Linked DNA regions of Homo sapiens: region 2 is linked to region 1. A link is a contact called in ENCODE Hi-C or POLR2A ChIA-PET data. All regions are on one chromosome and are shown on one strand. Each heading gives the region's core, a stretch centred on a gene start or an enhancer-like site at or near the end of the contact. The rest is flanking DNA. Distances are from core to core; before and after follow the strand shown. Region 1 holds the start of LNPEP (leucyl and cystinyl aminopeptidase). Region 2 holds the start of LIX1-AS1 (LIX1 and RIOK2 antisense RNA 1).

The links. A loop is a pair of places that touch in the nucleus more often than their neighbours do. ChIA-PET counts read pairs that join two places held with the same protein, here RNA polymerase II (POLR2A). Pooled maps may share reads with other maps.
Region 2: a loop to region 1 is called in a pooled map, with 5 times the contacts of the local background. The contact joins the promoter of LIX1-AS1 here to the promoter of LNPEP in region 1. A Hi-C loop is called at or near these places in 1 of 50 pooled maps. POLR2A ChIA-PET finds 5 or more read pairs at or near these places in 2 of 52 experiments (HEK293 and activated B cell).

Annotation. Positions count from the first base shown.
Region 1 is chr5:96,934,684-96,937,423 of GRCh38, forward strand. LNPEP (leucyl and cystinyl aminopeptidase) reads left to right here and starts at 1,397. Exons shown (of 18, transcript NM_005575.3): 1 at 1,397-1,491. The coding sequence starts at 1,473. LOC124901030 reads right to left here and starts at 1,392. Exons shown (of 1, transcript XM_047417984.1): 1 at 1-1,392. The coding sequence starts at 1,392. The coding sequence ends at 688. It also overlaps a transcript of ERAP1 not described here. RefSeq lists silencers at 81-200, 641-710, 1,651-1,720, 1,851-1,930 and enhancers at 311-450, 751-1,060.
Region 2 is chr5:97,072,394-97,075,133 of GRCh38, forward strand. LIX1-AS1 (LIX1 and RIOK2 antisense RNA 1) reads left to right here and starts at 1,332. Exons shown (of 8, transcript NR_187470.1): 1 at 1,332-1,445.

The sequences.
Region 1 (2,740 bases), core at 147-2,646:
AGTGCTGGTCAAACAACACCCTGGCCGTCCCTGTTTGAGCAGGCTGTTTGCGCTTGCCGCGGCTTGTTTGTCCCTGGCGCCCCGCTGTTGAAAGCCTCAGAGCGTGTGACAGTTGGCAGGCGCAGTGAGGCGCAGCCCGAGCCAAGTCAATGCAGGGGCCGGGGCTGAGGGAGGGGAAGAGGCAGAGGAGGCGGTGATGGCGCGCTGGGAGGGCGGCGGCCTCTGCAGCGAGGGTGGTGGCGATGCGCATACCGAGAGGATAAGGAAGCGGTTCCCGACGAGCCTCCTCGGGGCTTATGGGGCCCCTGGCGGTTCGGCCTCGGAGGCTAGCGGGGCTGCCCGATTTGGCACTGGAAACAATGGTGGCTCGGGGCTGGAGGCAATGGCGCGAGTGCTGGGGGGCAGGGGCGACTAGGGGAGTTTCGGTTTCTCGGGCCTAGCGCCGCGGAGCCTTGCTGCGGGCCCCAGTGGTAGCACCCCCGGGAACCGCAGGTGTTGATTTAAGGCTCGGAACAGGCGGGCCTTCTGCCCACATCCTGCGGCGCCCGCGACCCGGGCCGGGCGATCCGGCGCCGGGTTTTGTTATCCGCCCGCACCTAGAGGCCGCAAGGCAGCCGCCAGCCCCGGGACTGGACCCCAGGGCGCCCTCGGCCCTGCGAGGTCCCCGCCCTCTCTTCCGTCTCCTCCTCACCGCCCTCCTGAGGCACTCTGATGCGGGCGGGCATCTCTGCCGAAAACACCTACAGCGCCCGCTCCCTCGGTCCTTCGAGCAGTGATCCCTCCGCGGCCAACCTCCCCAGGGAAACCAGCGATTCGCGGTTCAGATAGCGACCTTCGCCCGCAGGTTCCTGCTCTGCCTTCAGACTTCGGCTTCAGTGGCACCTGCTCAGCGAGGCCTCGTCTAACCAAGCCATCCGAATTAACTACCCACTCACTCGCCATCACATCACCCCGATTTAATTCGCAGCGGGGCACTGACTTTACACTCGTGTGTCTTCTGTGTTTATTTATGGTCTGTTTCTGGAATGTCCGCTCCTGGGACTGGGACCATGATTTTCTGGCGCAGTGCGGGTGTCTCGGCGTCCGGGATCGGGCGGGTCGCAGTAGGGCTCCACATTTGTTGAGTGACTGAACACCGTTCCCGGCCGGGGAGAGCGCCGCAGCCGGGTCCACTTCAGGTAGGGGCTGGGCTTTCCCGGCCCCGCCTAGGCCCCGCCCCCAGCGCGAACCCGCTCCCACCTCGCCTGTCCACGGAGCAGCAGGGGGTTTGACTGTGCTTTTCCCTCTTGCTTCCCTCGCTCTTTCTGCAGCTGCCACGAAAACCCGGAACGGCGGAGCGGCGCCGCCCCTCGCGGCACCTCCCTGGCAGCCCTTGGAGGCCGCGCTGGGCATGCTCAGTCAGCTGGGCCGCCTCAGCTCTCGGAGTAGGAAGCTCGGGCGCTCCGGCTGTAAGGAGCCGCGGCGGGGGGAAAATGGAGCCCTTCACCAATGGTGAGTGGGCTGCCGAGGCGCCGGGACCCGGGCTCTCCGGAGCCCTGAGGGTCGTGGGCAGTCGTGACACGCGGGGTCGGGCTGCAGCCGTCTCCCCCAACACCGCGGGCTTCCCACGAGGGCTGAGGGAGGCAGGGAGAGGGGATCTGGGGGAGGCAGGGAGGTTCGGGGGGCGGGCGGCGGCCAGTGCGGGACCCGGGGCTGGCTTGAAGGTCAGCGCCGCCGCCGCTCGCCCGGGGTGCGGCCGGTGGGCAAACAGCAAAGTTTGGGCTGCTGTGCGCAGAGGAGTGGGCAGTGGGAAAGTTGGCAGCTCAGGTTTGCCCCCGGAGGAGGCGGTGTCGGCCCGACTCTCCTGTAGGAGCGTTAAGTTGTGGCAGCTGCCGAGCCCAACTTTTGTGGGGCGCCAGGAGCTGTCCCCCTGCCCTTCAGTGAGCTGCCGGCGTGACTTTTCCTAATAGGGCGGGGTGGGGGTGGGAGGCTTGGCAGGTTAATGTTGTGGAAGGAAGGGAAACTTCAGGAAAGGCTTGCTCACCTCGCTCGGTGCCGCGGAGGTGCCTGGCCACAGTGCCACCCTCCTGACCCTGCCGAGGTACTCGGCAGGGCCACCACGCATCCCCTCACTGGCTGCAGATCACATCAGTTTTTCAGTCAAAGACTTGTTAATGTCAAGGGTCCGTCACGGTGGTGATACCACTGTGTGACAGGAAGCGAGAGTCAACGCAGGGAGCCTGCACCCTGCAAACAGCCACAGCCCTTCACTGAACGGGGAGCATAAATCCCACCCTAGTTAGAACCATGGCTTTTGTGCGGACCAGAAGTGCCAGAGCCACAATATAGGGGTGAGATGTCTTACCGTTTTGCGGTGTTGAGTGTGTGGATTCCCTTTTAAGATAGAAAGTAGGAAAACTGCCAGTAAGGGAGACGACTCACTAAAAGAGGATTCAGTCTCTGGTTGACATGTTTTGCTGAGTGTGGTTGGTTACTTCAGGTACAGTATCACATTAATAGGGGCCACAGTCTATATCCCTGTTTAGTTTGTTAGTTACCACTCAAGAGCAGACAGATATTGTCCACTTTATCCCAAATCCCAGCCAGACTTTGTTGTATGCTGTGCTTCATTCATGGGGCTGTGAACTACTGATTATATTCTCCCTATTCCTAATGTAGAATGCTTTATTCTACTGCCATCTTTCTGTCTGCACTGTTTAATTAGGCTTACTGATAACAACTTTAATTCTGAATTTTCTTT
Region 2 (2,740 bases), core at 82-2,581, 140 kb after region 1:
TAACCATTTGTCTAGTATCATGGAGTAGAAAAGAGGCACAAAAGAAGTTTGTATTGTGCCTGTGGGAGTTTCACCTCAAAGCGGGAATCCCAACTTGAGCCAAAGTTAAGTTTGCACCGACATTCAGTCACCATCTGGGGGATTTGGGAGGGAAAACGAGTGTCTTCTGTAGTGGAAAAGGCATGTTAGTATGGAGCTTTGGTCCAAAGTCAACAGATCAGTGTTAAAGAGGGAGAAGTTTAATACTCAGCCCTTGTGGACTCATGTCCTTGGGAGAAAGACTTCAAAAAACATTCCGTAAAAACCAGAGAAGCTGTTTCCTGGATATCTGCTAAGGCAGCTAGAGCTTAGGTCAGCACAGCTTTGCAGCCTGAGTGTCAGACAGCAGCTCTGGGGCTACTGCCTGAACAGGAAAGTGGGCAAACCTCATCCTGAATTGAGAAGATGTGGGAGTAGACCTCATCCCTTGATGGTCTTAGTTTCCTGGCAATGGCAGGAGCAGCTGCGATTTTGGCAGGCTTGGCCACCAGTGGTGGCATTTATACAGACAGGAGGCAGGGAAATACCGGGTAGAAGAGGGAGGTTCCCTCCCAAAGGCCCCACCCTCAAGCCTGGAAACCCATGACTTTAAATGGGAATAGGCATTCTTGTTTTTGCACCCAAATGTTGCCTTTTGGCCCACCATGTCCACCCCCCATCTTGTACCAATATAAACCCCAAATTGCAGGCTCCATGAGCAGAAAAGCAGACGAATAGAAGAGCAGAGGAACAGAAGAATAGCAGTGTGGCCGAGCAGCGTGGTAGAGAAAGAGGGAAGAGAAGCAGCATCTGAATGTTGAGAGGAGTTTGGCTGGGGACAGTCGGAGAGGAGATTGGCCGCAGGACGACCCAACTCCAGGGGAGGAACATCTTCCTACTCCATTCGCTTCCCCACTCCCCAGCCATTCCACTGAGAGCCACCTCCATCTGGCAATAAAATCTCTTGCATTCACTATCCTTCAATTTGCCTGTGTGACCTGATTCTTCCTGGATGCTGGACAAGAACCCAGCATCCAGGTACCAAGAGGGCACTGGGCTGGATAACACTTGAGCTGTCTGTGGACGGCAGAGCTAAAAGAGCACTGTAACATGCCCACTGGGGCTTTGGGAGTTGCAGGCACCCACCCTGGATGCTACTACCATGGGGCTGGAGCCCAAAAGTGTTTGCCCCGCCTCCTGCACCTGCCCGTCTGCATGCTCCCCCTCCAGTAAGGGGTTTGAGTGCACAGAGGCTGAACAGATGAGCCACACCCCTGTCACACATCCTGTGAAGGGGGTTAGGAAACTCTCCCATTTCATCTTGACCATCTTTGAGGGACTATTGATGCTTTTGGTATCAGCAGCCACAGAATTCATCAGACACAGCACAAAAGAGCAGGAGAAGAGATAATGGCAGATGCCAGAAGGTAAGAAGGAATTCGCCTGTGAGCAAGTGTGAGCTGTGCCCTGGGGGTATCTTAAGTGCGGGAGAAATTCGAGAGAGTTGGAACTTCTAGAAGTGGGAAGTGAAGGACAGAGCCAGAGAATGATACTGTTGTGGTCATTGTGATATTATTTTTATCCCCAAGATGTGGTATCTGGAGTGAGGTACAGAATATAAAGCCTAACCCTAGGCGGGCGCGCGTGGCTCACGCCTGTAATCCCAGCACTTTGGGAGGCTGAGGTGGGCGGATCACGAGGTCAGGAGATGGAGACCATCCTGGCTAACACGGTGAAACCCCGTCTCTACTGAAAATACAAAAAATGCCCCGGGCGTGGTGGCGGGCGCCTGTAGTCCCAGCTACTCCGGAGGCTGAGGCAGGAGAATGGCGTGAACCCCGGAGGCGGAGCTTGCAGTGAGCCGAGACCGAGCCACTGCACTCCAGCCTGGGTGACAGAGCAAGACTCTGTCTCAAAAAAAAAAAAAGAAAAAAGCCTAATCCTACATATACGACTAAGGAGATAGAGTATCTTGAATTTAGACAAGGCGATTAAGTCTCTATCATGGACTGAATGTTTGTGTCCCCTCAAAATCCATATGTTGAAGCCCTACACTCAATGTTATGCTATGAGGAGGTAGGCCTTTTGAGGGGTAAATTAGATTGAGCTGAGGGCATGAGCATGGAGCTTCCATGGTGGGATTACTTGCCCTTATAAGAAGAGCAAGAGACGCCGGAGCTTCCTCTCTCCACCTAGAAGGTGACCATTTGCAAGCCAGGAAGAGAGCCCTCACTAAAACCCAAATCTACTGGCACCTTCATCTTAGACTTCCCCACCTCCAGAACTTTGAGAAAATAAATTTCTGTTGTTTAAGCCACTCAGCCTAACCAGTACATGACCAATGATCTTCCTCTAGTTTAGCAGCAAATATTAAATATTTTCATTCACCTATTCATTTATTTCATTCAACCAGTATTTCTGAAACACCTATCCTGTGCTGTGAAGTACTGATAATGGATTAGGTACTGAGCTAGGAGATGGAGATTTTTGTTTTCATGGGCTCCCATTTTGTAGAGCAGAGATGCATGAGCCAGCACCCCTGAAATATTTGTTATTTCCTGAAGCTCCATGCTGTCTTCCAACTCCATGTCTTTGCACAGTTGTTCCCATTGGTACACTTTTCTTAACCTGCCCCACCCAACAGTCTATCTTGAAAGTTCCTGTTTATCTTTCAAGACTCGGCTCAGGTATTACTTCCTTCCCTAATTCTTCCTAGACATGC